2 separate regions of the Homo sapiens genome follow, and region 1 is linked to region 2. A link is a loop called in an ENCODE intact Hi-C map of the cell type or tissue named here. Cell type or tissue: CD14-positive monocyte. All regions are shown on one strand. Each heading gives the region's core, and the rest is flanking DNA. Links, peaks and the distances in the headings are about the cores only. Region 1 overlaps PRKAG2 (protein kinase AMP-activated non-catalytic subunit gamma 2). Region 2 overlaps PRKAG2 (protein kinase AMP-activated non-catalytic subunit gamma 2).

What was found. A loop is a pair of places that touch in the nucleus more often than their neighbours do. Peaks named below come from ENCODE experiments on the same cell type or tissue, not always from the same donor. Only the 100,000 strongest peaks of a DNase experiment are listed, where the experiment ranks them.
Region 1: it touches region 2 in a loop (2.9-fold over the local background); 3 of 110 quality-filtered maps call a loop at or near these places.

The regions. Positions count from the first base shown.
Region 1 is chr7:151,737,537-151,752,526 of GRCh38, forward strand. All of the region lies in intron 3 of PRKAG2 (protein kinase AMP-activated non-catalytic subunit gamma 2), which reads right to left. Among named protein-coding and RNA genes, the nearest start is that of PRKAG2-AS2, 61 kb to the right of the region's middle. In CD14-positive monocyte, for the core only: a CTCF peak has its summit at 8,010; DNase peaks (open chromatin) are centred at 5,525 and 7,905; H3K4me3 peaks cover 1,245 bases; H3K27ac peaks cover 2,585 bases.
Region 2 is chr7:151,789,523-151,804,512 of GRCh38, forward strand. All of the region lies in intron 1 of PRKAG2 (protein kinase AMP-activated non-catalytic subunit gamma 2), which reads right to left. Among named protein-coding and RNA genes, the nearest start is that of PRKAG2-AS2, 9.3 kb to the right of the region's middle. RefSeq lists enhancers at 995-1,496, 4,585-5,482, 6,027-6,166, 6,427-7,009, 7,010-7,591. In CD14-positive monocyte, for the core only: no CTCF peak of the experiment used is centred there; DNase peaks (open chromatin) are centred at 4,219, 6,239, 7,099, 8,379 and 3 weaker places; H3K27ac peaks cover 7,550 bases.

The sequences.
Region 1 (14,990 bases), core at 3,410-11,409, 51 kb before region 2:
GCCATCAGTTTCTTCAGCGGAATTGTTATTATCTACGGCTCGTCCGAAAACAAGGGGATGGAGTGTGGGGTGGAAGCGCCCCAGCAGCTTGCCACTGGAGCCCAGGCCTCCTCAGGAACCACAGGTCCAGCCTCCCAACTTGGGTTGGGCTGCTTTTCATGCCTTTTCTCTCACCTCTTTCATTTACAGAGCTCAGTGCCACTGGAGTTGTTGGCCCAGTCACTGCAGATGCCTGATGAGATAAAGATGGCTCCACACTCGGGCAACAGGAAGGAGGGCAAGGGAAGTCTTCCATTCTATCCCCATGAGATGAAACCCTGGAAGCTCAGCTCCCACCCCAGATCTGCCATTCCCATGGGGCCTCCATCCACAGAAGCCAGAGATGCCCAGATCTGCCACTCCCACGGGGCCTCCATCCACAGAAGCCAGAGATGCCCAGATCTGCCACTCCCACGGGGCCTCCATCCACAGAAGCCAGAGATGCCCAGATGTGCCACTCCCACGGGGCCTCCATCCACAGAAGCCAGAGATGCCCAGATCTGCCACTCCCACGGGGCCTCCATCCACAGAAGCCAGAGATGCCCAGATCTGCCACTCCCACGGGGCCTCCATCCACAGAAGCCAGAGATGCCCAGATCTGCCACTCCCACGGGGCCTCCATCCACAGAAGCCAGAGATGCCCAGATCTGCCACTCCCACGGGGCCTCCATCCACAGAAGCCAGAGATGCCCAGATCTGCCATTCCCACGGGGCCTCCATCCACAGAAGCCAGAGATGCCCAGATCTGCCACTCACACGGGGCCTCCATCCACAGAAGCCAGAGATGCCCAGATCTGCCACTGCCATGGGGCCTCTGTTGGGAGCAAGCCCCCCAAAATCTGGCCATAAACTGGCCCCAAAACTGGCCATAAACAAAATCTCTGCAGCACTGTGACATGTTCATAATGGCCCTAACGCACAAGCTGGAAGGTTGTGGGTTTACGGAAATGAGGGCAAGGAACACCTGGCCTGCCCAGGGCGGAAAACCGCTTAAAGGCATTCTTAAGCCACAAACAATAGCATGAGCGATCTGTGCTTTAAGGACATGCTCCTGCTGCAGTTAACTAGCCCAACCTATTCCTTTAATTCGGCCCATCCCTTTGTTTCCCTTAAGGGATGCTTTTAGTTAATTTAATAACTATAGAAACAATGCTAATTATTGGTTTGCTGTTAATAAATATGTGGGTAAATCTCTGTTGGGGCTCTCAGCTCTGAAGGCTGTGAGACCCCTGATTTCCCACTTCACACCTCTATATTTCTGTGTGTGTGTCTTTAATTCCTCTAGTACCACTGGAGTTGTTGGCCCAGTCACTGCAGATGCCTGATGAGATAAAGATGGCTCCAGGCTAGGGCAACAGGAAGGAGGGCCAAGGGAAGTCTTCCATTCTATCCCCGTGAGATGAAACCCTGGAAGCTCAGCTCCCACCCCAGATCTGCCACTCCCATGGGGCCTCCATCCACAGAAGCCAACCGGGTTCGGGTCTCCCCAGCTGAGCTGGTCTCGGTAGCCTCCATCTGCAGGGGACACACACCAGCTCCCAAGAAGCCTGCTCGGCCCCGGCATGGCTCCGGTGTAGCTGGAGCTGGTTCTAGCATTTCAGATCCCATCGACTGGTAGAGCAACTGCTCACGTGATTGGACCTGACCTATTAAAGATGTGTAAGTGTGCTCTTCCTGCCTAGGGGACCTGACCCATCTCTGTCTAGAATGACCTCATAGTCATACCATTGCTTAGCCGATCAAGAAACTATGGTCTCAACTTTTCTCATGCAATTTCTACCAAATTGACTGAGTAACAACTGTCTACTTGGTGCTGTGCTGAATGTTGTAAGGTCAGGGAGTCCTATAAGGCATGACCCAGCCTTTATTTATTTATTTATTTATTTATTTATTTATCTATTTTTATTTATTGAGACAGAGTTTTGCTCTTGTTGCCCAGGCTGGAGTGCAATGGCACAATCTCAGCTCACTGCAGCCTCCGCCTCCTGGGCTCAAATGATCCTCCCACCTCAGCCTCACAAGTGGCTGGGACTACAGGTGCACACCACCACACCCAGGCAATTTTTGTATTTTTCGTAGAGACGGGGGTTTCGCCATGTTGCCCAGGCTGGTCTCGAACTCCTGGCTTCAAGTGATCCACCCGCCTTGGCCTCCCAACATGCTGGGATTACAGGTGTGAGCCACCACACCCGGCTGGAATTTTCTAACCTACCTGCTTTCGCTTACACCATTTGCCCTGCCTCCTAAGCCCGTGGTTTTCAGCTCTGCCTGCTGAAACCCCATGAAACCCTTACGGCCCAATCCAGAGACCGTGCCTTCCCCCAAGTGAGCCCTCCCTCATCACTCCCCAAAGAGGGGACTTTTCTCTCCTTTGAAAGATTTTAGCTCTTCTATTCTATATGTGAATGTCGCCCTTACCACAGAGAAGACTGGGAACCCCAAAAAGATAGGGGCCCAGGCCTCACCCGTTGTGAGGATCTCCCAAGCCTACAGCAAGGCACCTGCTTTGGGAGGCACCGGACAGTCACCCTGAACGCCTGCGGTCCCTCCAGCTGCCCCTGCTCCCTGATGGAGCCGACTGGAGGGACTACCTGGCCAGGCTCCTCCTCCCGGGCTGCTGGTTAGCTGCAGCCAACAGTGGGCACAGCAGACGCCCGAAGGAGGGAGGAGTTGAGGCTTTCATAGCTCCCTACATCCCTGCAGGGTTGCTCTGGCCTTGCTGTGTCATCTCCCAAGGGAAGAATTCAGCTCCTCTCAGAGAAACCCTCCCTCAGACCTCTGTCTTGGGTCAGGGACCCTCTCCTTCATCCTTCAGGCACAGCAGTGGCAGCAGCCCTGCTGATACGAACCCGAGTTACTGCACCAGTCCTAGGGGGTTCCTGGCAGCCTGCCCACACCTTTGAAAGTAGTGTCTTTATTCAATTCTCCTCCAGTGATCCAAAAAGTTCAGTGTGCCTCCTTTCTCCTGCTGGGACTGACTGATAGATACGGGGATCAGATATTTGTAGCAAGGATGCATGAATGAACACACAAAATAGGTCTTGCTCTCAGTGACTTTGCAAATGAGCTGGAGACAAAGATAAACAATGCTAACTGCATGAAAAAGCCGTGAGTATGTGAGCCGTGGCTGCAAGTGTCGTCAGCACAAAGGAAGGAGAGGAGAAGGCCCGTGTGGCCCTGCCCGGAGAAGGGGAACTTGAGATGGGCCTTCAGGGTTGGAGGGTGTGAAGAAGAGGGGGGAACCCAGGCCAGGCCAAATCAATGCCGGAGGGGACCCCAGCCTTCCCAAACAAGCCGCGAAATCTACCGCCAGCTAGGTCCCCTGATATACTGATGGATTATTTCTGCTGTTAAATATGGTAGCCCAAACTTAACTGTGATTAAATTCTGGAAGTAGGTAAGTTTAGGAGTTTCATGTTTAGATGTCTTTTTTTCTTTTTAAAAATCAGCTTCTAACAAAAATTGTTTTCTCGATTTAAAAATAAAATAACACCTGGTGCGGTGGCTCACACCTGTAATCCCAGCACTTTGGGAGGCTGAGGCGGGAGGATTGCTTGAGCCCGGGAGGTCCAGGCTCTAGTGAGCCATGATCCTGCCACTGCACATCAGCCTGGGCAACTGAGTGAGACCCTGTCTCAAAAAATAAAATAAAACAAAATAAAATAAAAGTAACAAAGCAAAACATCTTTAGGAAAAGACCTGAACAAGTATCCCAATAAGAAAGAGGCAGATTTGATTAAAAGGAAAATGAAAAGGTTTTGTTTCAGCCAGTGTACTATTCTTACACTACATAATACAACGGACAGAAAGAACATTTCAAGGCCGGGCGCAGTGGCTCACACCTATAATCCCAGCATTTTGGGAGGCCGAGGCAGGTGGATCACCTGAGGTCGGGAGTTCAAGACCAGCCTGACCAACATGGTGAAAACCCATCTCTACTAAAAATAAAATTAGCTGGGCATGGTGGTGCATGCCTGTAACCCCAGCTATTAGGGAGGCTGAGGCAGGAGAATCGCTTGAACCAGGAGGCAGAGGTTGCGATGAGCCGAGATCATGCCATTGCACTCCAGCCTGGGCAACAAAAGCAAAACTCTGTCTCAAAAAAAAAAAAAAAAAGAACATTTCAAAGTTTAGTGACTGAGGTAAATGTATTGAAATTTGTGTGGAAAATAACCAGCAACTTAGGCAGGCCTGACGTTTCCGTGCTTGAGTTTAAATGGTCATTCATTCAACAGGTAGTTATTAAACCTCTAGTAAGCGTGCAGGGCAGTTGTTGATTGAAGGGATGAGGTGCTACAAATAATTCGGAGAAATTCCTGTCCTCTAAGAACCATATTTTATTTGTAACATAATAACATTTACTGAATGCCTACCATATGCCAGCTGGGGTGCTGGTCACCTTACAGTTATTATTTTATTTCATCCTTCCCACACATGAGCAGGGCAGGTATAATTAACATTTCATTGAAATTGAATAACTGAGGGTCAGAGAAGTAGTTTGACCTGGATGGCACAGCTGGTAAGTTGAGAGAAGATGGACTTGTCCCCTCATGTGGACCCGATTCCCAAATTCACATCCTTCCACCATACCATACTTTCTCATCCATGTGCACAGGAAAATTCAGCAGCCATTCAATACCCTAGCCTGAATCCCATAGGACTCCAGAGGACCGCTGTGGACTGAAGGGATTTGGAAAAGAATTTCTCTCTACATCCTGATTTTTCATTTTAGGCTGGGAAATTTAAAGGCAAAAGAAGAAGCATGTTTAAAAATCCTGACTGTGGCTCACGCCTGTAATCCCAGCACTTTGGGAGGCTGAGGCGGGTGGATCAAGGTCAAGAGATTGAGACCATCCTGGCCAACATGGTGAAACCCCGTCTCTACCAAAAATACAAAAATTAGCTGGGCGTGATGGTGCGCACCTGTAGTCCCCGCTACTCGAGAGGCTGAGGCAGGAGAATCACTTGAACCCGGGAGGCGGAGGTTGCAGTGAACCGAGATTGTGCCACTGCACTCCAGCCTGTGCAACAGAGTAAGATTACATCTCACAAAAAAAAAAAAAATAAAATAAAATAAAAAGTCCTTATTTGCATTAAAGCCACCTCGCAACACAGACCAGACGAGTCAGGAGGCTACAACAAGCTGACCTGCCTTGTGGGTACACCGTACTCTGGAAGCACAAAGCCGGCTGCTTCCTCCCCGAGGCCACTTCTAGGTGGCTGAGCACAGAGGTGGGGCACAAAAAACTCCTCACTGCTGGGGTCTTTCTGTTTGACTCACACATGCCTGAAATTCCTTACATGAGGGACAAAGCTTTGGATCCCACGATTAGAGATGAACGCTGATGCGTTGGGAGAGATGGCGCCTTCCCATTGCAGGGCAGGGGCTGAGGACCCTTCTTCAGCATACGTGGGCGGGGGAAAGTTGACCACTCACAGGCGGATGGGGACACCAAACCTTCCCCTCTTCTGTTTCCGCCAGTCGATGATCCCACATGAATAGAGGGGAAACTCCCTGCCACAACTGTGACCCTGCTCAGAGTTCCTTCTAACAGAATGCTTTTCACACTCAGAATTCTTTTTTAAAGGGAGGGGCTGAAAAAGGAAGGAAAGAATGGCTCCCAAATAGGAACCGTATTTTCTAATGTATTTTTAAAGGGCCAGGGCCTTTTTGGATCACAGTTTAAAACTCACACCCCTGGCTGGTGCTGCAACCCAAAGCCTGGCACGGGACCAGGTAATTCGGGTGGCAGATGCCTTTATCTCTTAGCAGTGCCCCGTGCTGTGTGGCCAAGGCTTCCAGGTCACCATTCTGACACTAGGTTTATAAGATCTGGGAGGGAGTGAAATCAGAGCTCAGCTCATTCAACGTGTGTTCTTTACGTGTGTCTTCTGGTGGCTGTTCTTTTAGATTTCTGACTACAAACCTACCTTTGACAACTCGAAAAAGAAAACAGTGTGGAAGAATACTACCACAAGGCATTTCATACTGTTAGCATGCTTCATTGTTTTCTGGCTTTTGGTTTAATTTTCTCCCCAGCTAGACTGAAAGCTCCCCGATGACAGGTATCTCACCCGCAGAAGAAAGAAAAGGAGCGATTACTGAGTTCCTCCACGAGACTCAGGAGCAGCATGATGGGTCAGGGAACAGCAAGCCAGCTGCTGCTCCATGCTCGGCATCCCTGGGAGCAGCATGTCCTGTTCCTGGAGGACGCTTTTGTGGCTGTTCTGGAGCCAGGGAGGCTGTGCTGACTGCTCCTCTGCCCTCGGCAGGGCTCCAGGCTTGGCCAGCCAGGGCTGGGCTGCGGGAGGCCATGGCACTAGGTCCCGTTCACTCTAATACTTGGATTTTACCAGGTGTGCCAGCCCCCCCACATCTGGATGCTGCAAAACATTCCACAGCCAGACTGTGCACTACACAGCAGAGCTGGGGGCGAGAGAGATGAGGAAGGAGAGGTCAGGGGAACTGCAGATGGGCTCGAAGATGGAGCACGGTCACCCCTGCTTCCTGCACATGAGGATAAGTGGCGTGAAGGCGACCACCCTTCCACAAGAGACACAATGGCGCTCCTGTGGCTCTGATATGTAACCCCCACCCCCAGACTCCGGTGACCCAAAACATGCGAGTAAACCCTTTAATTGCTGGAGGTTCTCAGCCGGTGCCCCGGGGCCACGTTCCCACGGCATCGGGGAAGTGCCAGGACATGTGGCACATGTTGTCCCACTAACGTGGTGCTGGTCCAGGCTGCAGGTTGGAGCCCCACCCCAGCCTTATCGCCTGGTGAATGGGACTCTGGGTCTCCGTTGTAGACACCATGGTTGGTGCCTAGCCTCCACTTGTCCCCCACCCCACCACTGCAGTGGGCATCTGAGAGCCGAGGGCGTCATCAGGCCGAGCTGCCTCCTACTCCAGGTAGCCTGTGAATACCTACAGGATCAAGCCCCTTGAAGCCCACCCTATCTCTGGACTTCCAATTATATCAAAACCAAATTTTTGAAAAGACCCCAAGCTTTCCGTCTCATCAAAGCCACTTTGCATGTTATGTGAAGCTGCAAATAGTCTCCTTGAAGCTGTCACTGGGGACCCATATGAGAGAAAAGTCACTGAGACTCCGTGTAACCACCCTCCCTCCATGCGCCTCCATTCATTCATGAGACTGGCACTTCCCAGGGCAGGGCTGCTGAGGCCTGGGAGCACCGCGCAGGCAGAATCAGCCCGGCCGACCGAGAGATCCACCAGCAGAGCAGGGCAGGGGGAACCCTAGTCACCCACACCCTGCGGCTGTACAGAGCTGGGAGACTTTGCCCGCAGCAGTTTCCTACATTCTTCTCAACCATGCTGTGTGGTAGGGAGGCCAGCCATGACTATTCAGTTCAAGAAATAACATTTTTCAAAAACCCAGAAGTTCAGAGGTGCTCAGTGATTTGCCCAGGATCCGTGGGCAGCTTGTGGGATTGTGGGGGTCGACACTGGCTCTGCTGGTTCCTCATCAGGGGGCCATCAAGAGCCAGGCTGCCTCTGCTCCATGGGTGGACGGCTGCAGAAGCAGGTGAGGATGCACTACTCAAAAACTTCCCGCTCATCCTGAACCTTTGCGGATCACGAGGCCATACCTGCAAAGCACCCAGTCCCCTGCACGGCTGCGTTCCAAACCACATCTCATTATGCAAGAGGGCACGGGTCCCCTCCGCGCCGGGGAGCAGCAACACGCCTTAGCACATATTTGCCAGAGCTCTCCTGCCGGTTGCAAAATACTGTGTCATGTTTCATGGAAAGTTCTAAAGGTCACTGCTGCACTTGACTCTGAGATCGCCACGTCGCCTCACTGGGGCCTCCACGCCCTGCCCCAGGAGGTGTTTATGAGCTGGCACCTCTGCGGAGCACCCTCTGCCCTGACTCAAGCCCCCACGCCTCTGTTCCACGTCAGCCCGACACACTCATGGTCATGCACAGCCTCGTGGTGACCACAGGAACTGGAGCCTGAGTCTCTGAGTGACAAGAGGGTGATTTTTTTGGCAGAGACAAACCACCTCAGCTCACACAGCTCCACTCACACCAGCGATATCTAAGGCCACTGAGAACTGGCAGAGGCAACAGGGGCATCTTGATTTTAAAAACACAGAGAAGTACTAAAAAGGTGAAAAACGATAGCAATAATTATTTTTAGCATGCCGAAATGCAGCACCCAAAGAGTAAGAAATCCCTGGATCTCCTTAAAATCTGGAAGGGGCATCGCATTCCCCCATGGAGGGCTCGGTGGGGCCCTTTTCAGTCCCTTCTCGTGGTGCCTGGCAACCCTGCAGTCGCTCAGTGTCCAAGAGCACACCAGGCCAAGAGCTCTGAGGGCTCCAGCGGCAAGAACCTGCCCTGATTCCAGCTGCTCCGTGGCGCAGAAGCTGAGCGCTGGGCTCAACGGGGGCCACCAAGCAATGGCTTCTGAAAACCAGATTCTGAAACTCTGCAGGCCAGCCATTTGGGTTTTCTGTTTAATTCTCTTTAAGTGATTTAATTCTCTTACAAGTGCTGAAGTGAGCTGGGAATGCACCGAAGCCTTGGAGAAGGACCCGGTTAACTCCCGGACTCAGCGGAAAGCCAGTTTGGCCTGTGGTCTCTCACTTCTAGGCGATGGGGCAGGATTTCCAGTGTCTGGACCTGGGCTGGTCACAGAGCAATCCACCTCCTCCTGCACGTCACTCCTTAAGAAGCCCCTAGCTTAGATTATGAGGGCTGAGCTGAAGTTTGCCTCAGATCTCTTTCTTCTTATAGTGAAATATATTTCAAAACAAGGTAACAGGTAGAAAGGTTTAAAACACTTAGGTCAGAGAACCTTAAAGCAACACAGGTTCACCCATTGGCATGCAATTCTGAGCCATTTAGTTTATTCTTCCACATTTCTCCCATAAGAGAGACCATTTTACAGGGTTTCAAGGTGATTAAATAAGACAGAATAGCAAAAATATCCTGTAAGCTGCAGAGCATTTCACAAACAGAGGACATGGCCATTCTCTGTCCCTGAAAGCAGCCTCTCAGGAGCTCCACTAGCTCAGGCACAAGGTGCCCGAAAGGACCTCGCGTGAACAGCTGCGGAAAGCCTGGGTGAGGACTGAAGGCCGCCTGCTCCAGTGGCTGCTCCTGGGACGGCTGCTGGGCACCATGCTGAGAATTCAGAGGCTGTGGCCGGAGCCTGGGGAGAGAGCGCTGGGCTCCACGATTCTGGCCTGGCCAGGCAGCGCTTGGACTTGCAATAGGAGCTCCACACCTTGGCAGAACCTGCTCTGGATCTCAGCAGAGAAATCAGAAGGAATTGGACAAAGCCCTGCTCATCAGCCCAGTGCTCAAAGCCCCAGCATTTCACGTCCTGAATGAGGAATGAAGGGATTTTCTCAGTAACAATTTACTCTTTTTAACCACACATACTAAGAAAACTTTATTCGCAGCAAATTGTGATGGGGCGGGGGAGAGGGTAGGTACCATTCAAGGCAGGAACATGGGCTGCCACAGAGCAGGTAGTGGCACAAGGAAGGAGACAGAGAGGGTGAGCAGAACTCGGGCAGAGGGCACAGACATCCTGCCTCAAACAGAAGTTTGTTCTCATAACTCAGTGGCTGCTGCTGGATGTGTTGACGCATATAGGGTGATCTAGCAAGAACCTGACTCATCTATAAAGAGTGAAATTACAGTACTTGGTATCTTTTGAATAAGAAAACTGTTGGCTCTCGCCAGTAATCTCAGCACTTTGGGAGGCCGAGGTGGGTGGATCACCTGAGGTCAGGAGTTCGAGACCAGCCTGGCCAACATGGTGAAACTCCGTCTCTACTAAAAATACAAAAATTAGCCGGGCGTGGTGGCGGGCGCCTGTAATCCCAGTTACTCAGGAGGCTGAGGCAGGAGAATCGCTTGAACCTGGAAGGCGGGGTTTGTAGTGAGCCGAGATTGCGCCACTGCACTCCAGCCTGGGTGATAGAGAGAGACTCCGTCTCAAAAAAAAACCAACCAACCAAACAAACAAAAAAACTGTAAAGTATGTAATGCATCTGACACTTAAAAAAGATGTATGCTCTGGTACTCGATGGCTTAAGTTCCAGATATCTAGAAAGTTAGCTCACGTGGCTTGTTCATTCCTTGAGACTGGCAAGATACAAAAACAAAACAAAACAAAACAAAAAACAAAAGTCATTCTACCACTTGATTGTTCACTCTTTCAGATTGGCTTTATCCCAAATGTCAGATGTTACTACATTCACGGACATCACTCACCTCAAATTCTTTTCTGTTTATAGCATCACTCTCAGTGGGGCTAAGGGGGTGAAAATCACCTCTTGGAGGGGGCAAAAAAACTTACTTTTTTTTTTTTTTTTTTTTTGGGACAAGGTCTCACTCTATTGCCCGGGGTTGAGTGCTGTGGCACAATCTCAGCTCACTGTAACTGCCACCTCCCAGACTCAGCAATCCTCCCACATCAGCCTCCCTAGTAGCTGGTACTACAGGCACGTGCCACCACGCCTGGCTAATTTTTGTAGTTTTTGTAGAGATGGGGTTTCACCATGTTGCCCAGACTGGTCTCAAACTCTTGGACTCAAGTGATCCGCCCACCTCGGCCTCCCTAAGTGCTGGGATTACAGGCGTGAGTCACTGTAACCAGCCAAAAATCTTACTTCTTATATACAAGGAACAGCTATACTTACAGTATAAGTAAACAATAGATAGTATATGTAACAATGTAAACAATAGATAGTATATCTGTTTTATTAAAATTTCATAGAGGTTATCAGAAAAAAGTCAGAAAGGCATTTTAGGGGGTAATTTTCAAAAGATTGATTTTTTTAAAAGAGAGCAGAGGGAAAACTGGGAAGGTGTGGGGTGGGACATTGAATTATCTGCCCCTCCATTTTAATAGGACGTCAACATACAAGGTTTAACACTGATAAATCATAAAATAGTTGACGAGGCATATGATTTTTAAAGGCTTCTTTTGGGGTTTGGTTGAGGAGGGTGGGAACTACTGCTTTTCAATATAAATTGTTTTGGAATGTTTGGTTTTTTTAACCATGCGATTGAACTACTTCACTGAAAATTAAAATGTAAAGGGGAGAAAATTGAACAAAAAAAATCTGGTAAATGGTGATAAGTATCTATAGCAGACAAAAATCAGCAAGGTACATTCTCAAAAACTCCCTTTGGCAAAAGCTAAAATAAAAATAAAAAAGGTTGCAAAACTCCGTCATCAGCAGCGGCAAGGAGGAAAGAACATCCGTGCCGTGCCACCTGGCCTTCGCCCCGCCGCGCCCGCAGCCAGAGAGATGAGCTGGGCACTTTCACCCAACCTGCCCCCAGTGACGACAGTGAGAGTATTTGCTAATCATTCGCCAAAATTTTAAAACACAGTTTTCTGGGCTTTAGGCAACATGGGGCTGGCCTGGGTGTTTTGGAGCCTCCGAGGGTGAGGAAGAGGCTGACGGTTTTCCTCATAGAGGCCCACGGGCCAGATGTCTCCAGAGAGGAGATGCTCAAAAGAAACTGTGCTCACTGCAAAGCAGAAGAGATGCGGTTAAGCAAGAGAACTGGATTAACCATCCATCCAAAGATCAAACTCAGAAAAGGAGGCTACGGAGAATTTGCCATCTTTTCTCTCTCCTCACTAGAAGCTTTAAAGGGATAGTTAGACCCTGAGTCAGCCTTTCACATTGTAGCAAGCAGACACCTGGAGGGGCAATGAGACAGTCCCCCGTCCATCAGCCTATCCTGATGCCCCATTTCTTTGAATCAGTGAACTGTAGTCCCCGGTATCCACCTCCCTCACTCTCTCTGCTTCCTCCATTTCAGTAAGCGTTCAGTGTCTACATGGGCCAGGTACAGAGAAGCAGCATATGAAGGTGACGTTGGTCATCAAAACTCTGCTGTTATGAAACATTTTTGTGCATCAGAGGACAATAATAAGAGAGTGAAAAGGCAGCTCACAGGAAAGGAGAAAATATTTGCAAGTCATATATCTGATAAGTGTCTAGTATCCAGAATACATAAAGAACTACAACTCTACAACAAAAAGACAATCCAATCAAAAAAATGAGCAGCTGCCTTGATTAAATATTTCCCCAAAGAAGACACACAGGTGGCCAAAAGGTACAAGAAAAGATGCTAAACTTTACTAGGGAACTGCAAATCAAAACAGCAATGGTAGACCACTTCACATCCTCTAGGACAACCACACTGAAAAAAAAAAAAAAAAGGAAAAGAACTGGGTCGGGCATGGTGGCTCATGCCTGTCATCTCAGCACTTTGGGAGGCCGAGGTGGGCAGATCACGTGAGGTCAGGAGTTTGAGACCAGCCTGGCCAACATGGTGAAATCCCATCTCCACTAAACATATAAAAATTAGCTGGGCATGGTGGCACATGCTCATAGCCCCAGCTACTCGGGAGGCTGAGGCAGGAGAATTGCTTGAACCTGGGAAGCAGAGGTTGTAGTGAGCCGAGATGGTGCCACTGCATTCCAGCTTGGGTGACACAGCAAGACTCCATCTCAAAAAAAAAAAAAAAAAAAAAGAACTGAACCGTTGGCAAGGATATGGAGAAACTGGAACCTTCATACATTGCTGATGGGAATGTAAAACACTGCACTGTGGAAAACATTCCTCAACAAGTTAAACACAAAATGACCATATGACCCAGAACCTGCAGTCCTAGGTATATACCCAAGAGAACTGCAAACGGGTGTTCCAACAACTTGTACATGAACGTTGATGGCAGCTCTATTCACAAAAGGTGGAAACAACCCAAATGGCCACCAGTGGATGACTGAGTAAGCAGAATGGAGTCTATTCTACAATGGAATATTATTCAGGCATAAAAAGGAATGAAATTCCAATATATGCCACAAAGTAGATCGACTTTCAAAACAATCTGCTAAGTGATAGAAGCCACATGCAGAAGCCCGCAGGTCATGGGGTTCTGTTTCTGTGAGATATGCAGAATAGGCAAGTCCAGAAAGGCAGACGGCAGCTTAGCATCTGCTAAGAGCTGTGGGAAGGGGTAATGGAGATTGAGGGCTAAGGGATGTGAGGTTTCCATTTGGGGTGATGAAACAGTTCTGGAACTAGATTGGGGTGATGGTCGCACAACACTGTGACTACTGAGTTATATACTTTAACACTGTTAAGGTGGCCAGGCACAGTGGTATGTTCCTGTCGTCCCAGCTACTAAGGAGGCTAAGGTGGGAGGATCACTTGGGCCCAGGAGGCAGAGGTTGCAGTGAGCCAAGATGGCACCACTACACTCCAGCCTGGGACAGAGCAAGACCCTGTCTCCAAAAAAAAAAAAAATTTGTTAAGGTGCTAAATTACATATTATATGCATTTTACCACAAAAAAAGTTAAACCTACAAATACTAAAGGAAAATATGGATTAATTCTACAATCTGGATTTCTAATGATGACTAAGTATGCTCATGCTATTGTCTAATGGCTATTTTCATGTCTTTTGAGGATTGCCTAGGCATGTCTTTTGCCATACTGATTCAAAGATTCCTTTTTTTTTTTTTTTTTGAGACGGAGTCTCACTCTGTCGCCCAGGCTGGAGTGTAGTGGTGTGATCTCAGCTCACTGCAAGCTCTGCCTCCCAGGTTCATGCTATTCTCCTGCCTCAGCCTCCCAAGTAGCTGGGACTACAGGTGCCCGCCACCATGCCAGGCTAATTTTTATTTATTTATTTATTTACTTATTTTTAGTAGAGACGGGGTTTCACCGTGTTAGCCAGGATGGTCTCGATCTCCTGACCTCGTGATCTGCCTGCCTCAGCCTCCCAAAGTGCTGGGATTACAGGTTTAGTAAGCCACCACGCCCGGCCCAAAGATGCCATATTTTTTTTACAGCTACATGGTACTCTGCTATGTAGCTGTAACTTCTTTATTTCATTGAACTACTCTATTTATTATTTATTTATTTATTTATTTTTTTGAGACAGGTTCTCGCTTTGTCGCCCAGACTGGAGTGCAGTGCAATCACAGCGCACTGCAGCCGTGAACTCCTGGGCTCAAGTGATCATCCTGCCTCAGACTCCCAAGTACCTGGGACGACAGGCACATGTCTCCATGCCCAGCTATTTTTGTTTGTTTGTTTGTTTGTTTGTTTGTTTGGTAGAGACAGGGTCTCGCTACGGTCTTGAACTCCTGAGCTCAAGCAATCCTCCTGCCTCAGACTCCCAAAGTGCTGGGATTACATGTGTAAGCCACCTCACCTGGCCAACTACTCTCTTCTATGTGGGTGTTTAGGTTGTCTCTAATACATCTGCTGAGAAGGCCTAGAAGCAATGACACCCCAGGAGTGACATGCACACGTAAACACTATTTGCCACTAAAAGTGACAAGGGCTCTTTAGAGCAATGGCTAATTCCAGGGCTGGGGTGAGGAATGTACAAGATCAGCCAGAAAGCCAGGAAGTGCCCACAGCATGATGGGGACAGGGTGGGGATATGATGGGGAAAGTCAAAGGACACAGTGATCCGCCTGGAGAGGCTCCTGCTGGCCACGTCTAGGACAATTTGAGCATCAAAAACTTGATAATGAAGACATGGAATCAACCTAAATGCCCATCAATGACAGACCAGATAAAGAAAATGTAGTACATATGTGCTGCGGAATATTACACAGCCATAAAAAAGAAAGAGATCACGTCTTTTGAGGGAACATGGATGGAGCTGGAGGCGATCATCCTTAGCAAACTAACACAGGAACAGAAAACCAAGTGCTGCATGTTCTCACTTATGAGTGGGGGCTAAATAATAAGAACTTACGAACACAAAGAAAGAAACGACAAACACTGGGGGCTACTTAAGAGGCAGAGGGTGGGAGGAGGGAGAGGAACGGAAAAGATAACTATTGGGTACTGAGCCTAATACATGATGAAATACGTGGGTGATGAAATAATATGTACAACAGACCCCCATGACACATCTTTA
Region 2 (14,990 bases), core at 2,867-10,866:
CAACCCCTGAAAGGGTGAGCCTCATCACGTCAGCCCCCTGCTAAGGCCCCAGCCACTCGTACCGTCACCTCAGCAATGGCTTCCAGGCCTGGCTGACTGAGACACGCCAGTGAGATCTCAGATGTGCAGATTCCAGACTCAGCCTTTCTGGTGGTGTTTATCTCCAAAGTTCTCAGCCCTGGCTGCACACTGACATCACCTGGGGAGCATGGGTAGAGTGCACTGGCCTGCGGTACAGCGAGGGCATTTGGAAATTCCACCACAGACCAGATGGAGAGCTGCGTGCCTCCCAAGGAGGAGTCTCAGGAGTCTCAGACACAGTCAGGAGCTCCCAGCCGGCCCTGCAGGCTGCAACCCAAGCCCCATAGATGAACTGACCTCCGCAGCCTTATTTCTGATGTTCTCTGTTCCGGTCTCCTCCTTTCAGCAACAGCCCAGGCAGAGGGTTTGTCATTTTCCAAACACAGCTATGCATCCATGGACATCCCACCTGGAATGCTGTCTTAACTCCTCAGACACTTCTGTTCATGGCTACCATCCACCCCTCCTGTGAACTGCTCTCATTTTGCTTCAGCCACTCAGGGACAGCTCCAGGGTCCCATCCCCAGCCCCCAGCATGAAGCCCGGCCCATAGCAATGCAGGAATCACCCTGGTGCCATTCACCAAACACCCCAAGCCCTTTCCTTCCTCTGAGCTCTCTTTCCTTCCTCTTGCTCTTCCTGCTCCGTGTCCCCAAATCCTGGCTCACAGAGTAAACTCCTATGTGTCCTGCAAAGCCCAAGTCAAACACACTCTCTGGCTGAGAGTCACCCTCAGACAGAATTAATTATCTCTTATTAATTATCCTAGACTGTGTCCCACAGTACTTTAGATACACCTTTATTACCAGACTGATAATCCCGTATTATACTCATCTATCAGTTTATTTCTCTAACTAGACTTTGAATCCATCCCTGGCAAGAGGAAAGCTACCCACCTCTCTATTCTTGGCCTCATACTGTACCCGGCAGGCAGCAGGTTCCAGATGTGTTTGAATTAACTCCCCGACCAAGCACCCTCTTGCGCCTGCAGCAAGCATGGGGCCGCAGAGTCTGTGCCGCTGGGCCAGTGAACCATCAGGCCACACGCAGTTGCAATTCACTAGGAAGTGACGAGGGACCAGGGTGGGTCTCTTATCGCCCATTTTAATGAGCACATTCCTCTCTGGTTTCAAATTCTCATTACCCTCTAACATTTGTTCAGCACCAGCAGTTTCCACATGCAGAAGCTTTTTCACAAATCCTCACTTGCTCCTCATGCAACCCTAAGCAGCATCCTGCTCTAACAACTGAGGCCGAGGAGGTTCAAAGGGACTCACGTCAAGATGGTGTAAAAGAGCTGAGGGCCGGATGTGAGGCCTGCTGCTAGCTCAGGCTGCCCGTGGACCCCAGGCGGCTGCCCGGAGTGGTGGAGGCAGGTCCCACGCAGGTGTCTCGGGCTGGAGTGAGTATGAAAGCATCAAGTCAAGCCCAACATCGTGGCCTGCTGCGTGGCTGCTGGACTCAGGTGTGTGTGCCTGCCTGGTCATGCAGCCCAACAGGGAAGTCCCCTGGCACAGATGGCAGGCTTTGCTGGAAGGCTCCCCACCCCCAATCCCACCTCCCAGCAAGTCCCAGTATTCTAATCTTGGCTCTCATCTCCAGAGCTCACCAGGAAACATCACGCATCTTGGGGCCGGTGTGGGAAAATCTCTAACTGCAACTATGGCAACTAGAGTCTTGGCTTGTAGAATACTTAGGACCTGGTGTCTCGGGTGACATGCCAGAAGGCCCAGGCTCCTGGATGTGCCCCATTCCCGTGATTTCTAAATTTAAAACTCCTGCCAGAGCTTTGGGCCTTCCCCACCACTGGTCTCTACTCCCAGTCCAGTCCCTCACTTCCTCTTCCCGTCTGCCGGCCACTCAGGCCCTCACAGGACTGGGAGGACATTTAGGGGGCAACGCTGAGGCACCAAGAGATGCTGAAGCCCTGATTTCCGCCAAGAGACAGCTTTAGCACTCTGATTTTCATCCGCTGCACAAAATGTAAGTCAGACCTTGACCACATGTGTTGGAGATAAAAAGGTGAATTTTCAGGATTTGGACTGATAAAGTCACCTGTCAGAAAAGCATCAGGACCAAAGAGAAAAGCCCTAAATCTGAGAGAATTCCTGAGATGTAAGCTGACCTTAAAAGCAACTCATTCATCCATCTCGCTGCCTTAGAAATCCAGGCAAAAGCCAAAAGTCTATCACAAAAAAAGTGAAGTATTAACGACAGAGCCAACATTAATCTGACATTAGTATGTCCTTCTGAAATCTCCCAACTGTTGCCTCATTTGGTCCTTACAGCAACCCACACAAGTAGGAAAGACAAGTGGTATCATCCCCGACTATAGATGAAGATACTGAGGGTCAGAGAGGTTAAGTCATTTGCCCAATGCCAGAGAATCAGACAGTAGCAAGCATGTCCTGTAACCAGGTCCACCTGCTCCTAGCTCAGAACTCTTTCTATGAAACTTTACCACCTCCTTGGAGTGGTTCAGTTCCAGTAATAGAAAAACAATTTGGTATCAGAGGCTATAAAAAGAGAGCTTTTCTTCCTAAAACAAGTATCCTTGGCACAGTGTGACCTCAGGGGAAGGAAGGAAGGATACATAAGGATTTGTATAGTCCTGTGATTCATTCCCCAGGCAACTTACCATACTAACTTTCTCTTCAAGTTCTTCTTAACTAAAAGTAACTCAAGCTGGTGTTGCAAGGAACAGGAAAGTCTAAAAAATCCCACCACCAAATGCAATCACTTCACATTCTTGCACTATCCACATTTGGAGTCACATACAGCTCCTCCTGCCCCCGGCCCGCTACTTATCCCAATATTTCCCCATAGGATAATAGACTTTCTAATGTTTGCAATCAACTAATTTGTGTATTCTTGAAGGATGGGGGCAGTTTTACTCACATCTTAGCCCTGACAGCAGGTGCTAAGTGTATATCGATCAGATGCAGTTCCGACCTTCCAGCGTTTCTGATGTTTTGTCTTACAGAGCTCCTTTGTTGATGCAGCTGGGATACCCCAGAAAGAAGACAGACAAGAGTGCAAATACAGGACAAATAGAAAGGCTGCCAGTAGCAGGGGCCCACGATGGCCCCCACCTCAGGGCAAACTCGAGGTTTACAATATCAGGGTCACGATACAACATTCCTGTTTGATTCCAACCGAGGAAGCAACACATCGAGAATGATTTGCATTCTCCGCTCCTGCTGAGCGGACCCCAGCACAGAGAGCACCATCTGGAGCTGCTGGGCCTTGCGTCCGCCGAGGCCAGGGCCCCTCCCGGCCATATTCAAGCCCCCGTGTCCCTCAGGCCCACAAGAACACAGCCTGCAGCAGGGAGGGAGCCGGGGGCTGAGCCGGAGCCCCAGCTCTGTGATCTGCGATCTGGGGAATCTTGGACATATCCGGACTTCAGTTTTTCATCTGTCAAATGAGAGGGTTGAACTAGAGAACCTGTGAAGATGCCTTGTAGCTCGCACGTTCTCTGTTTTTACCCACTGAAGCGGACAACAATAGGCGAGATCAGGAACATTGTAAAGGACTCCCATTAGACTCAGAATAAGATGCATGTTCTCATCTCCTATCTTCATCATCAAAATAATTTCCTCCTACTCTCAAACGACCAAAGACTCTCCACTGCTCTCAGAGCCACAGGGTGTTTGGACGGAGTCTCGGGGCGTGCACCGCCGGGGAAGGAAGGAGCTTCCTCTGCCTTCACAACGCTATCTAGGTGAGACGGCCAGGACCCAGCAGCATTTCTGCCTTTCCATCTTAACCTGTGTCTTGATACGCTTCTTAGGTTCTAACCCTTAAGGTTTCTCAACTGATTGTTCAGCTCCCTCAATCCTAAGGGCCTGGGCTGTGGGATCCAGCACCAGGCGGGTTCTATCAGACGCCCAGTGACCCCGGGAAAGCTGCGTGTGGCATCTCCAGCTACAGGCCCGAGGCCCGCGGTTCCCACCTGGACCCCGTCCTGCCCACCTTGCCTGCCCTCAGTCACTGCCCGGGGAGTGGCTCATAGGTTCTGACCACGGCTGAGTGGTGACTGTGGCCTGGATCTCGCCCCAAGTGGTGACGGCCTTGGCAGGCCCCTCTGCTGGGAGGCACGGGGGAGGTGCCTCTGGACAGGCCGGCCTTGCGCAATCCCCAAAACCACCAAACGGGCAATTCTTGGTACTGATGGGCGGCAGGAGGTGACCAGAGCCAGGTCAATTGGAGCCTTTGAAAAACATTCATGTTATATAACCACTCTCAGAAAAATAAGGAACAAATATTGAATCACTGGAACCAGGCAGCAGGGGAGGGCCAGTGGCCAAATCCGGGAAGGCCTAAGCTCCACTCTCAGAGAAGTTCCAGAGCCATTTACTTTCCACAGAGGACACCGTAGTTTCTCACTACAGCCTAAGCAACTTCCTGATGTCAAAAGAAACATCCAACTGTTTTTCACTCCTATGGCCACCCTTCCTCCCTGGCTCCCTCACCTGGTGGTCCTGGTTCCCACAACCGCCTCGGGGCTCCCCTTCCCCGCCCCCCAAGGCCAAGGACCCTGGCCTGGCAGCCTGAGCCTCCCCTGGCTTTGAGGAAGTCCCCTGCTCCACCGTATTCCCAGTTCCTCGTCTGGCCCGAGGCCACCCGGGGCTTCCCTAGCTCCATATCAGCACCAGACATGAAACTCTTTTTGCTCAAAACCAAGTAGCTGCAGAATCCCTGGCCCGGAGTGCCCAGGAGACCTCGACCCTCCCCGCAGTTCTGCATTCACGTCTTATGTGGAGCACGCCCTTTAAAATCCAGGAACCTCCACTTTCCAGTGTGTAAAAGGAGGCCATCATCCTTCTTATCACGGGCTGGTGGGAAACGAGACCAGAGGACGTCATCAAAGGCCCTTCCCGCGGTGTGAGCCCCCGTGGCACTGGGCATGGCGAGGGCCGCTGGCCGAGGGCACACTGGGGCCTGATGATGAAGGCTGTGGGGAGCAACAAAGGCATCATCACCAGGGCAGCCAGGCCCCTCATGCGGCTCCCGCGGAAGCCAGGGCAGTTGCTCACACTCAACCAAGGCCTGAGATCGGGTTTCAGAGGCTTCTGCAAAGACACTGGCTGTCCCCCTTATAATTAGAGAGCTGTCTTTATCCCGTTCCCAAGGTGAAAGCCAAGATGATTCATGACTTGTGCACGGCAGTTCTAAAGAGGATCACAGCATGGCCGCTGCCAGAGTCTCCGGCTCTGTCCTCGTGCAAAGGGCAGCCGAGCCTTTCCTTGCCCACTCCGGGCAGCCTTTACTTGACCAGAGCTCCATGGAAGCTTGGAGGGACCCCACTGGCCTCCTCACGTTGTGGTGGAGGATGCTCTGCAGGGGCCAACAGTGCCTCTTCTGACCAGCTGGGGGTGGCCATCCTGACCGTCCTGACCTCAGGGGCTTGTGCTGTGGGATTCCTGAGAGCCCCTTCCTAGTTCAGGGCCCCAGGGCAGCCTCTTACAGGCAGCTGCTCCCAGGCCAGGTTGAGTCCAGCCTCTGCTCATCACACATGCTTGTCTTCTTCCAGCCTGTCTGAGATCCCCCAGAAGGAGGGAGAGTGGGGGGCAGGGGCAGCACCTAGAGGGACAGGTTGGGTGGAGGCTACAGGAGTCTGGGTCAGCTCCCAGTTCATGAGGAAGGAGGCAAGTACCTGGGAGGCCCCGGGACATGCAGGTTGGGGGGCGCATTTGCATGGTCTGTGCAGCCGTCTCCTCGAGGACCAGCAGCAGGCAGCCTCCCAGCTCCCTTCCAAGGGTGTGGCCTGGGCTGCAGGTTGCCGCCTCCATCCGGAGTAGCTGCGGTCTTCACAGGTGGCACTGCGGGCCCCAGCCAGGGGGCAGGGGAGGGGATGTTATGGGACAGGGAGCGCTGGGCTCCACTGACCACATCCCATCGTGGAGTCAGTAACGGTTAATTTGATGTGTCAGCCTGGCGAGGCCATAGCACCCACTGATTCAATCAAATACCAAGCAGGTGGCTGCCGTGGGCGTATTTGCAGACGTGGATGACATCTACAGTCAGTGACTTGAAGTGAAGCAGATCATGCTGAATGATGTGGGTGGGCCTCCCCCAATCCGCAGCAGGCCTGAAGAGGGAAAACAGAGGGTTCTGGAAGGGGAAATTCTGCTTCATGATTGCAGCATCGACTGCCTGAGCTTCTAGTCCGTCTGCCCAGTGGATTCGGGACTTTCCAGTTCCGACCAACGCATGAGTCAATTCTTTCAAACAAATCTCATATATATATATATATATATATATATATATATATATATATATATCACGATAATATGTATATGTAATCATGTTATATACATTATATAGAGTTAATATATTATGTGATTATATCTCAATATACATATTAAGAAAAATATGTATATTAAGGAGATATAATCACATAATATATTAACTTAATATATTTTCTTAGTATACATATATTAAGAAAAATAGGAGATCTATATGCTTGGATCTCTAGTCTTGGTTCTCCTTCTCTGCAGACCCCTCCTAACACAGAGCCCTAGGCCCCCTCACCCGAGCTGGTGGGGACAGACATGGGGAGAGTCCAGGGTAAAAGCAGGCCGCTGTTTGGAAGCTCTCAGCCTTCGCTGCATAGACGGATGGGTCTGCTCAGTCATCGGGTGGGCTCTCCGCCCACACTGTGGCTCTCTGTCCACACTATGGAACCCTCACTTTGCCCAGGGCCCAGTGAGACACCCACAGGCCCCAGCTGGACGAGAGGACAAAGACGGATGTGAAGGGCCGTTGTCCTGGCAGTGCTTAGAGAACAACAGGAAATGGCCAAATGTCCTCCTTTGACTGTCAGGGAACATTCACAGTACGTGAAGGGCAATCACAGGTTTAGAAAAGCACCACGATCACCTCCTAGCCTCGTCTCTGAGCCTTGGCAGCAGAGTGGGGCAATCCTCTTGCCTTCGCACGCTGGGTAACAGTCGTGCAAGTGTCTGTCATGGCATCTTGTCACCCTGTCCTGTCACTGAGGGCCTGTCTCCTGCCACACCCAGTTGGAGCTCGGCAAGGACCGCGTCTTTTTCACCCCTGAGTCACCGGCTCCTCCCAGGGCTGGATTCCATGAGCCTCTGTCCTTCCCCTTCGCAGAGCTGACACGGGGAGAGTGGTCATAAGCTGGGGCGTAAATGACTGAGGACGGCCCGGGGGCCAGTAAACACCAAGACCTCGGGATAAGGGAATGACATCCTGATGCGCCACCTCCAGCCCCTGTACGGAGGGAACAGCCCTTCATTTCTAGGACTGTCTTCAGCTCTGACATTATGATTCTACCAAGACAGGGTGTGAAAAGGCCAGCTCTGGGGTTCTGGGGAGGTTTTATTGGCTCGCAAATAAAATGCCAAACCACCAGCCAATACCAGCATAGAGCCCTCCGTGGGCACTACCGACTCAAGGGAAAGGCCCCGAGGCCCCACACCCGGCCCGGCCAGCCAGCTGCAGACACACCCTCCAGTCATCGGCCACCCAGACTTCAGAGAGGAAAAAACCAGCCACGAGGTGAAAGTGAGATGGCCCCGGCCTGACCTCTGCTGCAGAGGCCCAAATGGCCCTGGTCAGATCTGACGCTTCCCCCACAGTCAGCTTCTTGCCACCCCCCCCACCCCCCACCGCCGCCTGGTGCTCCCCACCGGGTACACACCCAGCGGTTTTGGTTAGTGCTTGAAGACAAACTGCAGGAGGGACACCATGAACTACAATAAAATTGGGCACCCTGGGGACATTTTTGTAAGGTCACCGAGTTGCTGGCTGGCTCTGAGACACACCCTCCTCTACGTAGAGGACCTTGTGTGAGAGAGGACACCTCTGAACGAGGGCTCAGAGACCTCATTTCTGCTCCCAAACAGCTACCCAAGATGTGGCTTTGGGCTTTGGCCCAGAGCTGAGGCCTGCAAAGGCTGCCACCTCAGTGCTTCCAGAATCTCAACTGTCCATATTTACAGAGCCATACATCAAAAGATTCTTCCCCAACACTTTCTACGGGTACCCAAGGACTCCTTCTACTCCATCTTGTTTCACCCACCTGCTCTGTGCCAGGCACATTATAGATCAAAAGGTACAGGGAGTTCAGAGGAAGGAGGAAATACCATGGACTTAAAAAGCAAGCCAGGGCTTCCCAAGCCAAGCATAGTGAATAGAGGAGCTTTCATTTGTCTCCTCACTTCCATCCCGGGGTGAGCCGGCCACTCCCGCAGCATCTGGCCACGGCTCTTCACACTGACAGTCCCAACTTGTCAGTGGATTATGAAATCAATTTAGTGGATTGCACAACCACCAAAAACTGAATTACAATAAGAATGTATCTCATGGTTGCATGAAGCCTGTGTCTCAATGATTCACACACACATAGAATAAAATGTACTTTGTTTGTTTGTTTGTTTTTTCCCCTGAGACAGAGTCTTGCTCTGTCATCCAGGCTGGAATGCAATGGCACAATCTCGGCTCACTGCAACCTCCGCCTCCTGGGTTCAAGTGATTCTCCTGCCTCAGCCTCTGAGTAGCTGAGATTACAGGCGCCCGCCACCACGCCTGGCTAATTTTTGTATATTTAGTAGAGATGGGGTTTCACCATGTTGGCCAGGCTGGTCTCAAACTCCTGACCTCATGATCCACCTACTTTGGCCTCCCAAAGTGTTGTGATTAGAGGTGTGAGCTACCGTGTCCGGCCTGTTTTTTTGTTTGTTCGTTTTTTGTTTTTTGAGATGGAGTCTCACTCTGTCGCCCAGGCTGGAGTGTAGTAGCGCAATCTTGGCTCACTTCAACCTCCGCCTCCCGGGTTCAAGCGATTCTCATGCCTCAGTCTCCCAAGTAGCTGGGATTACAGGTGTGAGCCACCACGCCCGGCTAATTTTTCTATTTTTAGTAGAGATGGCGTTTTCCCATGTTGTCCAGGCTGGTCTTGAACTCCTGGGCTCAAGGGATATACCTGCCTTGGCCTCCCAGAGTGTTGAGATTACAGGCATGAGCCGCTGTACCCAGCCTGAATAAAATGTACTTCCTATTGTGTTGTGGGTGAAAAAGTCTGAAAAATTCTGCATTAGATAAGCTTTGAAATCATGCAGGTAGATTTCAGGGAACAGAGAAGAGCTGACCTTCTGTCCCCGAGGTGTCACCAGAAGTGTGGAGCAAGGGGTACCATCTGTCCTCCTCTCCTGGCTGAAGCCCTCTGACCCCTCTCCGTACTTTATGCCCAGAAATACACATGGAGTTAAGAACACAGAACATCACATCTCTTTATTACCACAAGGGTGTGGTGATTCCCTCCCTCCTCACCTCTCACCACCACCCCCATCTGCTCCTCCCCTGGCCCTTTGACATGCAGGGTAGCTTGGCCTCATCCCCAGGCCACCGCTAGACCCAGAACAGCAATTACACCTTTGGGGACAACCACCAGCCCCAGCCCCCTGCCGAGCGGTGCCTGTCAGCTTCTGTTCCCAACTGGCCCGGGCCTGCTGCGGGTGCCCTCACCTCTAGCGCCTAAACCCAGAGAACTGGGCAGTCACAGGGTGTTAGGATGGAAATGGCCTCAGAAATTCTCCAAGGCCCTTCTGTTACAGGTGGGGTAACAGATGTCCAGAGATTCAAGCAAGTTGCTCAGAGCCACATGGTAGAGCCGTGACTCAGCCAGAACCAAATCCTGGTCTTGCAACTTCTAACCAAGGTCCCTTTTGATCATGTCATGCTCTTATAGCTGCTTCTGACTTTCTAGCTTGTGTTTCCACTACATAAGCTGGTAACAGTAACTCTTACAGGATTGCAACGGGCTGGCCATCCCTCGCACGGGCCTGGCTATACTGGGCACATAGCAAATGTTCTAATTCTATGAAGCCACTTGGGTTCTGCGGGCACCTTTGCATCTTGTCTCCAGCGACAGCACAAAGCCCGTGCTCCAACTCCCTTTCTGGTGTCATTTATTGTACATGAATCTGTGACTTCCCCAGAGCCCTTCAGTCTGTGATCCCAGCCACGCAGGCGGCAGCCGCTCCAGGAACTTCCCAGGAACCATGGAACCTGTCGTGTCCTCCAGACTGACGGGCGCGGACACTCTGCATGGAGGGGCTCCAGATGCCACCGGCCAGCATCTAGCATCTAGCCAGCAGCGATGCATAAAGACCAGCCAGGTCAGGAGAAGGTGTCTGCTACTCCCCATTCCAGGCCACACCGCCAGGGCCACGCTGCAGGCAGCTACCAGATAGGACATGAAGGTGCCTGGGAGGTATGCCGCCCCCTCCAGAACCTCACACCGGCCAAAATCCCTCACGGGTGGGCTAACAACACTCACAACAACCACACTGCTAGCTCTTTTAAAATTTTACTTTTTAGTCTTTTTATAAGTTTAATTCTTGTTTAAAAAGATAAATTGAACCTCTACCCCCTCAGTGAGGCAGGCCTGGATCTAGATTTCTGCCTAACCAGCTGTGTCATTTGAAAGTCGCCTCACGGGCCGGGTGCGGTGGCTCATGCCTGTAATCCCAGCACTTTGGGAGGCCGAGGTGGGCGGATCATGAGGTCAGGAGATCGAGACCATCCTGGCTAACATGGTGAAACCCTGTCTCTACTAAAAAATACAAAAAATTAGCCAGGTGTGGTGGCGGGCACCTGTAGTCCAAGCTACTCGGGAGGCTGAGGCAGGAGAATGGCGTGAACCCGGGAGGCGGAGCTTGCAGTGAGCTGAGATCACGCCACTGCACTCCAGCCTGGGCGACAGAGCGAGACTCTGTCTCAAAAAAAAAAAAAAAAAGAAAGTCGCCTCCCATCTCTGGTCGTCAGTTTCCTCCTCTGAGACAGGAGGTGTCTAGACTCAACCCCTCCAGCTCCTCCAAGGCCTTCCCAAAACAAATTCTGTTCCAGGCCATCCCACCTCCCAGCACCGCAATGACACTCCTCCTTCGAACACATCCAGGTGGGCCCCAGGGCCACGCTGGTCACTGCCACCTGGTGGGTACAGCCTGTGTTCAGGCCCCAAGGCATGAGCAGTTCCAGGACAGAGGCAGGACAACCACCAAAGGATGTGATGGCAGCCAGGGCTTGGGTGAGGGAGGGAGGGAAGGGCAGGTGGTGCACAGGGGATTTCTAGGGCGGTGGAACCGCTCTGCATGAGAGTGTAATAGTGGACACACAACATCACACACACGACATCACACATTTGTCAAAACCCACAGAATGTACACCACCAAGAGTGAGCCCTAATGTCAGCTATGGACTTCGGTTAACAATAAGGTATCAACAGAAGCTCAATGGTAACAGAGGTGCCACAGTAATGCCAGACGCAGACAACAGGGGAGATTGGCATGGGGGCTGCAGGGTCAGGGAGGGGCAGATGGGCACCCTCTGAACTTTCCGCTTCAGGTTCTGTAAACCTAAAACTGCTCACAAGTAAAATCCACTAAATTTTTAAAAAGCAATAGCAGCAAATGGCCAGAGATGGCCTCAATTTCATCTGCCAAACAACTGCCCATCACGCCAGGCCTGGACCACCCACCCAGCTCCTCAGAGATGCTGGAGGTCATAGGTTCCCCAGGAAATGGGAACTGGAGAGGTCAATTCTTCCTGTATCCACGGCTCCAGGTCCTTCTAGAACACAGAGAAAGGTGCATGCCATGCTCCCAGGCTCAGGGTCAGAAGATTAGTGGGATCCAGTCTGAGGCTCAGCGCTCAGACCAAGAAGATAAATGAGACCAGAGACACTCAGAGATTAAATACCTTGCTGGGGCTGGGCAGCAAGGAAGCTGGGAGAAGGGTCTGAGAACCCAGGTCCCCATCTCTCAGGCCCAGGCCCTTGGCCCCCAGGCTGGGGCAATGAGGACCAAGTACAGAGGGCTCCAGATGGAGGCCAGGGACCAGCTGCAGGCACCAGGCAGCCTCAGAATGTCTGGAGCTGGGGGACCCCTCACAGGGCTCGCTGGGCAGCTGGTTCATCGGGGAGACTACGTGGTGCAGAAAAGCTTGAGTTTCTTGGTTGGGGACTCAAGGCTGCAAACCACGGCGCTAATGAACCTAAACAAGGGAATTTGCTAGGTTTTCTTATTTTTGGTGTTTTGTTGCCAACAAACTCATTCTGTTCTAGAGGGGCTTGTTATATAAGGAGGAGAGGGAAGAAAACTGCTGAGATGTGAGGCCAAAGTCACCAGAGGAGGAGAGACTTCCAGATCAGCTGCTGCGCCAGCTGGGAGTCAGGTACAAAAAACAGGGGGTTGTTTGCGTCTTTGTTTTTTCAAACAAGAAAAAGCAAAAAGCCTGCATCGCATGTCCTAGGAATGGGGTTAAAAGTCGTCGTCTCTTGGGACAGAGTTTGGACGCCTCTGTGAGCAGGGCCTGGTCACTGAGGTGTCCCTGACTCGTGTCCTGTGTGCAGGATGGAGTCTCCATGCAGCCCAAGCCTCTCTGCAGGGCCTGGTGGCTGCTGAGAGGCAGAAGGAAACCCCTCCCTGAGTGTGGCCTCTGCGTGTGTCACCTACACCTGTCAGAAGGGTTTGGGATCTTTCTTTCTCATGGAGAAAGTGCAGAAGATTCTGGGTCAGGCCCTGTGGGACATCCCTAGAGCCAGAGGACCGTCCCCTTTGTGTAGTTTGTCCCTGGCATTGCCAGTGCTTCTGGTTTCACTCTTGGTTCTCAGCAGTGGATCCTAGAAGCCCCCTGGATCATGAACTTCTGCCCTTTGCACTCATGAGGCCCAGGGACACCTCCCTCTGCTTGTGCAACACGAGGCTGCCACGTCTCAGGTCTTCGTGCCCAAAGTGAGTGGACTCTGACCTTCCAGGATGGCCGAGGGTGCCAACGTTTCCCAAAGATCTGTTTTCAGACTAATCTGGGAGACAGCCTTTGGAGAGGTCCGTGAAGAAGAAAGGGGAACTCCACAGGTGGAGGGGAAACCGAAGCTACCTGAGGGATACTCCCCACGGCCCACCTGGCCCCCTCTTAGTCTGCACTGCCCTATTTTCATGGCTTAAAGGGCAGAATCAAAAGATCACAGTAGGTCAGTTCTCCCCAGGCTATCTGTGTGCCCAGCCTAGAGAAAGGAATGAACATTGAACAGGGACCTGCTGGCTGAAACCTTCAGTGGTTGCTTCCTGCCTGCAGAAGGTGTCGGACTCTGCCTGGCATTCAGTGCACCCCAGGACACAGCCCTGGCCTCAGCCTCTCCTTTCTCCCACACCGCTCTTCTGCAGCAGCCACCTGACCTACACGCTGTCCTGGGACACCCTCTACTCCTCTTTAATCCCCCCGTGCCAGCATTCCTCAAAAAAGGGGGCTCAGGACTCCCACAAGGTTAAAGTTATCATAGACATATATATGATATATATATAAGCAATATGATATATATATATATTTTTTTTTTTTTGAGACAGGGTCTCGCTCTGTTGCTCAGGCTGGAGCGCAGTGGTGTGATCTCAGCTCACTGCAACCTTCACCTCCTGGGTTCAAGTGATTCTCCTGCCTCAGCCTCCAGAGTAGCTGGGATTACAGGTATGTACCACCATGCCCAGCTAATTTTTGTATTTTTAGTAGAGATGGGGTTTCACCATGTTGGCCAGGTTGGTCTCGAACTCCTGACCTCAAGGGATCTGCCTGCCTCAGCCTTCCAAAGTTCTGGGATTATGGATGTGAGCCACTGTGCCTGACCTAGATAAGTGATTTTAAAGGTAATAGCTGGGGAGCCGGAATTCCTTGATTCTGATGATTTGCGATTAAAACACTTTGTATAGGAATTTAAGGCGATCTTTATCATATTGGGGTTCAAGGACAGCCATCAGTAAGAAATTTTCTCCCTTCAAAGGGAGGCTTGTTACAAAATTTGAGCAGCAGTGGCTCACACCATTCCTTCCTACCTCGAGTGTCCTGACCCTTTTTCTCTCACCCATTTATATCCTACTCATTCTTCAAAAACTAGCTGATTCCCACAAATTTACACCAACTTTTCTGAGCAGTCCAGTTGAAAATGATATCCTACTCCATTGCATTTTAATGCCTAAGAATTTAAAATCAGTCACGTATTACCCATTTGCTATTTACATATAAATTGTATCTCTGTATAGATTGTGAGGACTCTGAGAGCAACGGCTATATTATCCAGCTTGTTTTTTTTTTTTTAAGAAGTAAATTCATCCAGCTTGGCCAACATGGTGAAATCCCATCTCTACTAAATATACAAAAATTAGCTGGGCATGGTGGTGGGCGCCTATAGTCCCAGCAACTCAGGAGGCTGAGGCAGGAGAATCATTTGAACCTGGGAGGCAGAGGTTGCAGTGAGTTGAGATCGCGCCACTGCACTCCAGACTGGGCAGCAGTGCGAGACTATGTCTCAAAAAAAAAAAAAAAAAAAGTAAATTAATAGGATTCAAAAGTCAAAACATAACAACCTGTAATTGAAGAGTCATACCCTTGGCCCAGCCATGCCATGTCCCCAGAGGAACCACTTTTAGTTGCGTAGACAGCTAGGGTTGCTTTATGCAAATGCAAATATGAAGGCTGTTCCCTGTCTCTTATCTGTTTTGCTCGTGTCTTACTGCCTCGCCTATCTGGGAGATCTTTCAATATCAGCACGTAGGGATTTGGGGGTATCCACGTCATATGCTTTTGTCTGGAATGCTCTAGTTTAACCAGTCCCCTGTAGGTGACGCAGGCTGCTTTCAATCTTTGGCAATTACAGAGAATTAATACAATAAAAACTTGGTCCATACTTCATATTTCCAGCATAAGTTCCCAGAAGTGTGGCTGCTGCTTGCAGGTCAGTGCATTTATTATTTCTGCCACGTGCAGACAGGGGGAAGGGCCCCTTATAAAACCAACAGATCTCGTGAGAACTCACTATCACAGAACAGCATGGGGGAAACCACCCCCATGATTGAATTACCTCCACCTGCTCTCTCCCTTGACAT